3 separate regions of the Homo sapiens genome follow, and all the other regions are linked to region 2. A link is a contact called in ENCODE Hi-C or POLR2A ChIA-PET data. All regions are on one chromosome and are shown on one strand. The core of a region is the stretch at or near the end of the contact, and the rest is flanking DNA. Distances in the headings are between cores, read along the strand shown.

Evidence for each region. A loop is a pair of places that touch in the nucleus more often than their neighbours do. ChIA-PET counts read pairs that join two places held with the same protein, here RNA polymerase II (POLR2A). Pooled maps may share reads with other maps.
Region 1: a loop to region 2 is called in a map of chondrocyte, with 5 times the contacts of the local background. The contact joins two enhancer-like sites. A Hi-C loop is called at or near these places in 1 of 168 maps with a recorded cell type or tissue (chondrocyte) and 3 of 50 pooled maps. POLR2A ChIA-PET finds 5 or more read pairs at or near these places in 3 of 52 experiments (AG04450, BJ and activated naive CD4-positive, alpha-beta T cell).
Region 3: a loop to region 2 is called in a map of endothelial cell of umbilical vein, with 7 times the contacts of the local background. The contact joins two enhancer-like sites. A Hi-C loop is called at or near these places in 1 of 168 maps with a recorded cell type or tissue (endothelial cell of umbilical vein) and 5 of 50 pooled maps. POLR2A ChIA-PET finds 5 or more read pairs at or near these places in 1 of 52 experiments (activated naive CD4-positive, alpha-beta T cell).

Annotation. Positions count from the first base shown.
Region 1 is chr21:35,848,783-35,852,359 of GRCh38, forward strand. No RefSeq gene overlaps it. Among named protein-coding and RNA genes, the nearest start is that of MIR802, 130 kb to the left of the region's middle. Within about 2 kb of position 2,187, at least 6 of the 41 ENCODE cell types and tissues checked have a DNase peak (open chromatin) inside an H3K27ac peak, as active enhancers do.
Region 2 is chr21:35,255,127-35,258,519 of GRCh38, forward strand. No RefSeq gene overlaps it. Among named protein-coding and RNA genes, the nearest start is that of RUNX1, 210 kb to the left of the region's middle. Within about 2 kb of position 1,490, at least 29 of the 41 ENCODE cell types and tissues checked have a DNase peak (open chromatin) inside an H3K27ac peak, as active enhancers do; they include endothelial cell of umbilical vein, where a contact is called at or near this core.
Region 3 is chr21:35,931,221-35,934,966 of GRCh38, forward strand. No RefSeq gene overlaps it. Among named protein-coding and RNA genes, the nearest start is that of LINC01436, 72 kb to the right of the region's middle. Within about 2 kb of position 1,256, at least 24 of the 41 ENCODE cell types and tissues checked have a DNase peak (open chromatin) inside an H3K27ac peak, as active enhancers do; they include endothelial cell of umbilical vein, where a contact is called at or near this core.

The sequences.
Region 1 (3,577 bases), core at 937-3,436, 590 kb after region 2:
CCCTCCATGCTACCAGATCATTTATTTTGGTTTCTGTTACTGATTCCCGGCCTCCAAGTCCCCAGAAGCACAGCCACAGCGGCCGTGTATGGGTCCCAGCTGCCTTTTCACTCCTCGATGCCTTAAGTCCTGACGATGAAGGCAAGGACCCTTAGAAGAATCACACGGAGGCCTCCATGTTTCCTGAGCTCTGTTTAGAAAGAATCAAATCAGTCTCATATAGGCCACAAGGAGACCAGCAGTACCATGTAACCTCAGACATGACACAAAGTGTCCCCAGCACATCCCACGCAAGCATTATTTTTTAAATGCATTTGCAGTAGGGAAAAGTATTTCTGATACTTCTATACCTAGTTGTACCAAATAATGCATTTGTGCAGTTGATGGATGAGGTGAACAAAAGCAATCCTTTTGCTTCCTTGACGAATGTAGTTCTGCAGGCTTCATGGCTGGCAAAACCAATCCTATAGAACCCAATGCTTGGAGACAGAGCTCCACCAGGAAACAAGGCCAAGCTGTGTGCTGCTCTTACGTTATGTCTATTTTAGAAGTTGACTTTGGCAGAGGTGTTGACCACTGACACAATCTATCTACTTCCAGAAAAGATAAGCGGGGAGGGAATCAAACAAGGAATTGTCTTTAAATTCTCACTTGGAAACAGACGCCTTGGCTTGAAAAGGGGAGTAGAATACTAGCTTCAATGATGATGAACAAGTTGGAACAAATTATAAAGAAAATATTGAAGCTATAAATAATTTATTTTTAAAGAACCTGTGTGCTAAAATATCTCCTGACTAGGAAATTCTAAAGAATGTAAATCTCCAGATTATAGTCTATCTGAGGCAATGTTTTTCCAGAACTATTGGAATGTGTCTACATAACAAACTCAATAATCTTTTGAAGAGTTCACTGTTAAGAGGACTCCTAGGACACGAGGAGCAACGGGATGATCACACACTCATGGTTGTACCTTCAAGTAAAGAAAAATGAGAACTTTAAATCACCCAAGATGAGGAAGCTCTGTAGCCAGACTGCTCTCATTCAAATCACCAGGAATGTTTCAATCTGATGCCAGCTTTCTCCCTTACAACAGTGAATGGATAAAAAGGGGAAAACTCAAAAGGGATATTCACAGCGCCTTCTAGTTCCCACCTCAGTCCTATCTCAAAATACCTGAAAATTCTGCCACAGCCCTTTTTCCTTTACTCTAGAACGAAATGACAAAATTAAACTTTATAAAAGTTTATGAAACGAAACCTCACAAAACCTGTTACTGAGGTTCAACGATATATTTTTAAACTAATAATGTGAATTTTTCCATGCTGAAGAGTCATGTAATTGGGTCACCAAATAAAAAAAGACACAGCTGTAATAGAAACCATTTTAGGGGGGAAGAAAGTCCTGACTAATCACGAAGTGATGCAAATGCAAAAGGAAATACTTAGACTGTATTTTTACCCAGCTGAGTAGTCAGATGTTTGGAAATGCCCTGGATTTTTCGAAATATTTCCAGCTGTTAATAGCAAAACGGCTCAGATGCTTCAGAAAGAAAGAACACACACTGAAACCTTTTTTTTTTTTCCTGTGTACTTTTCTTAATTACAGCTGCTCCCTTCCAACTGCAAGAGGGGATCTAAGTGTAAAGATGTTAAAGCTTAGATGTTCACCCTGAGCTCCACACGGATTTATTTTTATGAAAATGACTGAGAAGTGCAAGCCTGGGAATACGCAGAGAACTTCAAAAAAGAGCCTGGAAAAAGTAGGAGGTGATAAAGGAGTTAGCACATTTTCAGTTTGTTTCTCTTACAACCTGTGAGAGAACCCAGACAGCTGATGGGCTCCCGGAGAAAACTCAGGTAGCTGCACTCCAGAGAGTTTGGTGAGGCCCCAGCCAGCACCAGAGACCTGTGGTGAGCTGGCCTCCAGGAGAAGGTGGTGACAGCGGCAGCCGAGTTACATGGCGCCAGATCCCAGAGGACGAGCTCTGGCAACCGCCTGTGCACTCCCCTGCAGCCTTTTCTTCAGAAGTGAAGATGGGGGAGTCTGGTCAACCACAGGTGAGGTGGCAACTCAGAGGGAAGCCTGCACACTGTCAGCTCAGCCAACCCTAATGAGGACCAGACACCCAGAAATATTTGCAGACTCAGCAGGGGCGGGAGTGAGAAGTGGAGTTGGCTGGCCTCAAACCACCACCAGCTGAGCAGGGCTCCTCAGCCAGGGTGTGTCTTCTGGGACTCCCGGGGCAAAAGGTGGCATTAGAGATGGAAATTCAAAACAGGCTGGGGGCTCTGGGGCCAGGTTTTGTCCTGGGCGACTGCTTGGCACTTTCCCCAAAACAGCACACGGAACCTGTGAAAAATGTGCTCTGGCCCCCTTCAACCTTGACCCTGAGGATTGAGGGTGGGAACTGCGGTGGGTTTGCTCAAAGTCCTTATCACCACTCACTGGCATGTGTTCCCTGGCTCAGAGCCTGTCCCTAAGAAATGGGAAGAAAATACACAGCTCCCAAGGAGCTGCCAGCAGTTCCACACCAGGACCCTCTGAGGCCAGCCTCTCTGGGGACGGTGCATGCTGAGGAGTCCATGAGAAGGCTTAACTTTCTGAAGATGTCACACTCAGCTCTTCTTAGGTAAAGATTTTTTTTTTTTTTTTTTTGAGATAGAGTCTCACTCTGTCGCCAGGCTGGAGTGCAGTGGCACAATCTCTGCCCACTGCAACCTCCGCCTCCCAGGTTCAAGCAATTCTCCCACCTCAGCCTCCCAAGTAGCTGGGATTACAGGCATGCACCACCACGCCCAGCTAATTTTTGTATTTTTAGGAGAGACGGGGTTTCACCATGTTGGCCAGGCTGATCTCAAACTCCTGGCCTCAAGTGATCCACGCGCCTTGGCCTTCCAAAGTGCTGGGATTACAGGTGTGAGCCACCACGCCTGGCCAAGATTACCTTTTTAGATTGCTAATCTGGCCATCTTTGATTAGAAGTGAGGTCAATACATAAAATGTTCCAATCAAATTCTGCAACATAATTTTTCAGTGTTCTTAAGGAAACCCTACCCATGAGCAAAATGGCATTAAGGACAATTGGTCATTCTTTTTTATTTATTTTGGGAGGAGGGGGAGAAATGAGGGGCCTTCATTGTTCCCACTTCAAGACCAGCCCACTGGTTACAAAGCAGGAGAAAGGCAGGGGCGCTCCCAGGAACCCAGGGCCATTGTTATGGGCTGAATTGCTCCCTACCGCCACCAAATCCACTGCTGAAATCCTAACCCCCAGGACCTCAGAATGTGAGCTTATTTGGAAACAGGGTTGTTGCCGATGTAATAAGTTAAGAGGAGGTCATACCGACACAGGTGAGCCCCTAACCCAACATGACTGGACTTCTTGTATAAAAGAATGCTATGTGAAAAGACAAACGCATAGACAGAGAGAAGGTGATGTAAAGACACAGGGAAGAGGTGGCCATCTGCAAACCAGGGGGTGCCTTCTTGAGACCACCAGCTTCTAGGAGAGAGGCCTGGAACAGACTCCCCCTCATGACCCATAGAAGGAACCCACCCTACTGGCACCTTGATCTTG
Region 2 (3,393 bases), core at 240-2,739:
AAGGCAGACACCAAGATGGGGAATAACAGGGCAGGAGCAACAGAAACAAACAGACACATTCTCAAAACCCATTTGTTTCTGTTACTGGGGCTATTCTCATTCCTTTCTCTTTATACCCCATTGATACCCCGATGTCCTCTTCATTTTCCCCAGTTGTAGAATTTCAGTTGGCCTCTGACGCCATGAGAAGAAACGAACTCAGTCCAGGCCAATGCAAACGTTTTCCTACAACTCTCTCCCACTTTCCCAAACCCTCCTCCCCCAGCAGTGTCTTCTAATGGCTTCTGTACTCTTGATTTAAATCGCCCTAAATCCCATCCTCTCTTCTACTTGATCCTAATGACTAATCTGTTCTGCCAAGAAGAGATGACACTTCTTGTCAGCCCTTGCCTTCCTGTGGTCAAAATTAATTCGTTCACCCAACATTCATTAAGCACCTACCATGAGGTAGACAGTGGCAGGCAACGCCATCACAATCTCTGCCCTTGAGAAACCGCCACAACTACAGTGCTCTATCATTCTATACGAATGCAGACGGCACAATCATTCTCTTTTGAACCTAGAATATATATTTTCAAAGGTTCAGATCTAAAAAATTGTTTAATGAATTAAAGTACCTAGCAAACTCTCCTGGTCAAAAATAGCCATTTAATTTACCAAACTCTATTTAATGCAAGGATTTTATTCTTGGGAAAGGAAACTAATTCCTTTTCTATTGTGGCTTTCAGCCTGGTCTGACTATCAGAATTAGGTTTTGGATCTAATCACAAAATTAACTTGATGATAGCAAACACAAATCGTCAAATCAGATTTTTCTACCAAATAAATGCAATGGAAACAAGATCTCTCCTATCTACGGAAACCATGATCTCATGCTAGAATTTTAGGGAAATAAAGCTTGAACCCTAATGACTATTCATATCAGGAAATATTATTTCTTGTTTGTTGAAATGTCTACCTGTAAGGAACAAATCTAAGATACTTGCCTTTAAAAAGTTTAAAAAATAATTTGAAGAAAAAAAAAGGAAAATAGGTCTTGTGTCAGTGTTGAGTTAGTTCAGGTAATTATGTTTCTTTCTCCTAAAATAATCATATTTTGTAATTAAAAAACTCACAACAGCCTTTCATCGTATTTTTATACATTCCCTTCTGTGTTATTGAGAAACTTGTATAAGCTCACAAAATATAAGTATGCTCTGCTTCTCATGTATTTTTTCCTTTGGATGGTTTTGATTTGTTTTTATTGTTGCTCCATTGAGTAACTTTATAACACCATAACATTTTGTAGAAAAGGATTCCTAGATGAATGAAACCTTTCTGAAATCCTAAAAATCTTACCTTTGCCAAGCTAGCCTTACTGGCATGAAGCCTGCTCCACTTCCTGGTTCTGACCAATAATTTTCTATGCGAACGTCATCATCAAAGCTTGCAGGACAACTTGTGTGGAGCATTTCCAGATACCCGTCCTCCCCTCTGTTATTTCAGTCAACAGCTGCTCAGCCTGTTCTTCCCATCACCGTTCATGATTGCGTTAGACAAAAATCCACCTTTAAATAAACTGTGAAAACTGAGAACGGCAAAGCAACCAGTGGCAACTAAGAGGCACTCTGCTGTTATCAACCTCAGCTCACAGTCTTGGGCGCATGCCCAGCAGGACTAAATTCTCTATACAGCAAGGGAGAGTTTCAGCTGACCTGCTGTGAATGCCCCAAGTGAGTCACTGCCGTTAACTCCATCAGTGCCACTTGCTGTCTACTTGGACATTTCTGAACAGCTGCTTGGCTCTAATGTCGACCTCTAACTGGAAATATGGCCTCGTCTGACTCAGTTTCAGAAGAGAAAAAGGGGGAGGCAGAAGGGAGGAGAGAAAACACACATGCCCACTCTCAATCCAGATTGACAACTTTGTTTTTTTCTCATTGATTGTGGTAGAAATAATTGTTGATGAGGTGGAAATACTAAACCCAGTTTGTCATAGTTTCTCTATTTTGTCTCTTAATATATTCCTCATGAAGTTGGATTGGGATCTTCTACTGAAATTATACGCTGCTGTGGAAATTCACAGTCCTTAAGAGCTCACCCCATTTCCATATTTTGTTTTTAACATATCCACTGAATTTTCCAAACACAAAAGTGAATATTTCTTTTATTCTAAAAATGTTGTTCATAATATTGAGAATCCATTTAGAATCAATCAACATTTTTGGAGTACTTGTTAGAACAGACTTCTGGGGTAGACATTAAAAAGGATTCTGAGAAATATCAGACATGCTTCCTGGATTCAAGAATTTATAATAAAATGAAGAGAAAAGGCCTTGTTCAAACAGATGGCCCAGGAACAAGATGAGACAGTGTGCACAGAAGTGTCACATGCCTGCTACAGCTACTAGAATCTGTGAGAGCTCAGAGAAAGGCTCTGGGCTGGTGGCTTTAAATCCAGAATGATGGTAACTGATACTAACAACTGAAGTGAAATTGACTTCATAAACATGGACGATGTGTCATAGCTGGGCATGCAGCCCAAGTGTCTAAGTTGAAGACTGAAAAATGCTCACATGGCCTCAGTATTTCATTTCAGCAAAAATCCGTGATTTATATGTGTATTGTTGTATGCACAGGCACATGTACACATGTTTTTAAACTCTTATATTGCCAGAGACACTGAGGAATTGATCATGTACTTATTCTCCTGGGATCATTTACTATTGTGTGGACAGTGAACAAGCACCAAGCCGGGTTTCTGGAGTTTAACCCAAAGAAAGACAAATAGATGAAATAGCATAAGGCTTCTTCCATTTTGAAGGTATCTTCTACCTGCTGTTTTTATTTCTTGAAAGGAGATTTCAGAGGAGAATAAAGATAGGTTAATTCTTAGTTTTATGATGATAATAATATAACTATAGATTTTCTAACAGCATTTCAGCATTTGTAAAGATTTTTCTTGAACAGTAAACAGAGGAATGTTATTCCATGATCATTGGTGCTTTGAGTTAATTTAGCTCTCTGCATTATTTACTCCACTTGACTGCAGTTTGAAGTTGAAGAGAGCATGGTCTCCGGTGCTTGGATAATGCTTCCTATGGAATATGTGAGTAGACTTAGTTACTCTTAAAGTCATCAAATGAGATTGGACCACAAATATAATACAAAAAATAATCTCAAGGTTTTAATCCTGAAAAGCTTGCAAATATTAGAAAACAATGGATCCAAAGGAAATGCCTTGATTTGGGGCCCTAAAACCAACTAGTAGTTTTCAGCATAATTTTCCAATTCATATCTAAGGCTGCTTGAATAATTAATAAACTATCATCGGTTTTCCCAAGTCACCAAAATCACACTTAGTTGTGAGTGCGATGTAACCAGATTTTGGTATAATCAAGTCTGCCTTAGACC
Region 3 (3,746 bases), core at 6-2,505, 680 kb after region 2:
TATGGTCTAATCATAAATATTCAAAGTGTTATAACACTCCATAGTATCAGAGTTCCCGCTCTTCCTGTCCTGCTGTTCTGCCATCCAAAACACATAGCACGTGCATACCTGTGCATACCTAAGCCTGTGCATAGAGGCCCCACAGCAACTCTGCACATAGCCCTCAAGGTCACATCCCACGGGCCATGTGGCAGTTCTTGCTGCAAGGGAAGCTGGGAAACATAACCTTTGTTCTGGGCTGCATTGGACTCAACTTTACTAAAGGAAAGGGATGGCTGAGACCAGCCATGTCTGCCACAGCCTTCTTTTCATTAAGGTGCAGCGTTTCCCTAAGTATTGGCACAGAGAAGGCACAAAATAGATATGTGTTCAATGAACAAATAAACAAATGAATAAATAAAATTCTTCAGGGAATGCTTATCTGAAAACAGACATGAAAACAGTTTGCTAGGATATTCACGGTTGGTTGTTTTCATCAATTTCTCAGAGGAGAAATTTAGTTTTTATTAGATCATTAAATCAATTTAAACAGACATATATTTGTATATCAGCATCAGGAAGAGCAATGTAAATGTCCTACGGGTGACATCATCATATTCTTCCCCAGCATTTCTCAAACCTATCTAGCCATGGAACCCTTTGTCAGAGAACATTTACTAATGATTTACAAGACATTCATGAAAAATACTCTCCTGCCTAAAATCTTAGCAGAAAAATAGAATTCAGCCATTTATCCACTTAGGATAGGACCATAAAGAAGTCAATATACATGTAAATAAACTACATTTTTTTAAAGCAACAAGAGAGAAGTCTTTTCAGCACATACTATTAACAGTCCCATAGTATCTTCCAATGGCTGTGAATAACTAGTAGGTTGACCTGCCACCTTACATAATGTCTTCATCTCCCCAGTAATTTCCCAATAATCCTGGAGTACTGGAAATGGAAGACACCTTAAAATGGTATCAAAGCCATTCGTCGGCCTTCAGATCCTAATGTCACTAAACTAACTGAGAGAAACCAACATCAGAGCAAAACCTCATGACATGAGCTCATTCCTACACAGGGTCTGGAAAACATCACTTCCACTTTAAGTACACACTAAAAAAGGATGATGATTCAGACAGACAATCTTAGCTGCACTGCGCGGGTGGACAAGGGGATTGTAACCAGCCATCCAGGAAATCTGGCATCTGTCCAGAAAACAAGTCTAAATTTTGAAAGGTCTCTGCCTAACACATTCAGTTTATGTCCACAGGTCTCTGAGGAAGTGCACTTATAAAGAGGAGATGACTACGTTAGAAATTATGACTGAGGCAGCTTTTGCGCTGTAACTCTTGCTTAAAAGGGAAGTACGCCAGTTCCCCTTTGAAACAGTTTCTAAGCAGCAGGTGGCTACCACCAGGAAGCCAGGCACACGATGCAGCAGTATTGATATCTGGCTGTGTTGTACAGATCTTCCCTTTATCCATTCGAAGGATGTGAAAGCGAGGGCAGAGGGTAGAATTTTTAGCTGGTAATGGTCTCTTTTAATCAAAGAACTCAATAAATTACAAAGAGACTGAGTCACTTGTCCTGTCTCAAAGAAATGTCATAAGAATAGCTCAGGGCAGTAAAGGAAGTTTAATTAACGCAGCCGGGTGTGGTAGTTCACACCTGTAATCCCAGCGCTTTGAGAGGCCAAGGCAGGCGGATCACCTAAGGTCAGGAGTTCGAGACCAGCCTGGCCAACATGGCAAAACCCCATCTCTACTTAAAAAAAAAAAAAATTAGCTGGACATGGTGGCACATGCCTGTAATCCCAGCTACTGGGGAGGCTGAAGCAGGAGAATCGCTTGAACCTGGGAGGTGGAGATTGCAGTGAGCCAAGATCATGCCACTGCACTCCAGCCTGGGTGACAGGGTGAGACTCCACCTCAAAAAAAAAAAAAAAAAAGAGCTCAGAATTGGAGAACATTTATAAGTAGCTTGGTTTAGGGGAGGACAAATGAGGAGAAAGCCGATCTAAAATAGGTTGGGACAATCTATTAGCCAACTATCTACACTCTCCCACCATAGTTTTCATTATTGCATTAATGAAAGCTGAGTCTCCAGAAATTAAAAAAGACTGTTTCTCAACCTATCTAAGCTGCAATCCGTTTTAATGAAGCTAAGTATAGAGACAGAGGGAACCTAGATAATAATAGAAATAACTGTGCTAATGTTTAAAAGAAGAAAAGAATGAGGTTAAGGTTAATTGCAGTAAATAATAATGAAAAATGTGTGTTATTCAATATAGTCACTAAAAGGATGAAAATATTTTCAAATATGACTCATTCCAGTTGAAACAGGAAGGGAAGTAAAAGCATCAACATCTGACAAGACATTAAACTCCCTAAGTCAGAGCAGCGCTGCCCCTGTGGGGAAGAAACTATCCTCCTCCCAATGGCACAGAACCAACTCACTCAAGCCAGGCGCCTCTGGAGAAAGTCACTGAATCACATATGTGTGTGCACACACACACACGACAATAGCCAGCCAGAGAGTGAGAAAGAAAGAGGGTATACTGACCCCTAAAGGACCAAGGCAGACTGTAGACATCTTTCAAGAAGGAAAGGAATGAAGAAAAAAAAAGGCAATAGATAATTTAGCTCAAAATCATGTTGGGAGAGGGTTGACCAGTTCTTGGACCCAGGGATCTTGAGAGAAAGAGTAGATGAGCCCAAATGTCCTCAGTAGGCACTTGAGGTAAGGAGCCAAGAGCTGACTTAGAAGGAGAAGGAAGGAGGACCCACAGGAATAATAAAGCAAGAAGGAGAGCACTTAAATACACCACATGTCTTCAAATTCGCAGGCCCTAGGGATTTGTAACTTGTTACAAAGTTATTTCTGAAGGCTAGAAAAATGTACAGAAAACATATGCTGCTTCAAAAGTGGGAGTGGAGAGAGTGGGAGAAAGGGATGACCTGCTTCTGTGAATAAATGTTCCTATTGTAATTCCTTAACTGGCAAAGTACTTTTGTGTAAATGATACTTTGTAAACCCATAGGCAGAAACCTAGCTGAGAAATAATCAGCACAAATAGGCAGAGTACAAATGCGTATTTATGCAACTTTCTCGGTTTTTTATTTCTTAAAAAAAAGCACTAAACTTCACATTTACAGAAGAATGAAAGGCGTGTCATTTGTTTTAATTTTTTAAGATGTTGATTTAATCTAATCAAGATTTTGGTGCAAGTGGAATCAACTACCTTAGGAAGGCAGATAGAATTAGAGTCTTGATGTGCAACTCAAATCTAGATGTTTCCTCCTGACTTTCCCCCAGCTCAGCCTCCTCATCCAACTGCCATTGGACCCTCCACCTTCCCAGACTGAACTCAGTACTTCCCCTTCCTTCACTCTATCTCCTCTTCCATTTTCATCTCTCCTTCTCCTCTCAACCCTCTTGCACTCTTTCCTAGACCTCAGTTAATGAAGTCGGCATCCATCCAACCTCCAACGCAAGCAATATTTTGAAAAACCCCTGCTTGAAATAAATGTCACTTCCTTCACTTATAGAATAAAATCCAAACTCTCCCAGCATCATAGAGAAAAGTTCTTCACATATAAGTGCCCATCTACCTTTCAAACCTGTCTCCGCTCCTTACCCTATGCTCCCAACACACCCAATTATCCTCCAAGCCCCCAAATCCAATCACATTCCCTTCATCTGGGGTGCCCTCCAGGTCTTTGCCCGGGGAAATGCTATCCACTCCAAGACTCAGCTGA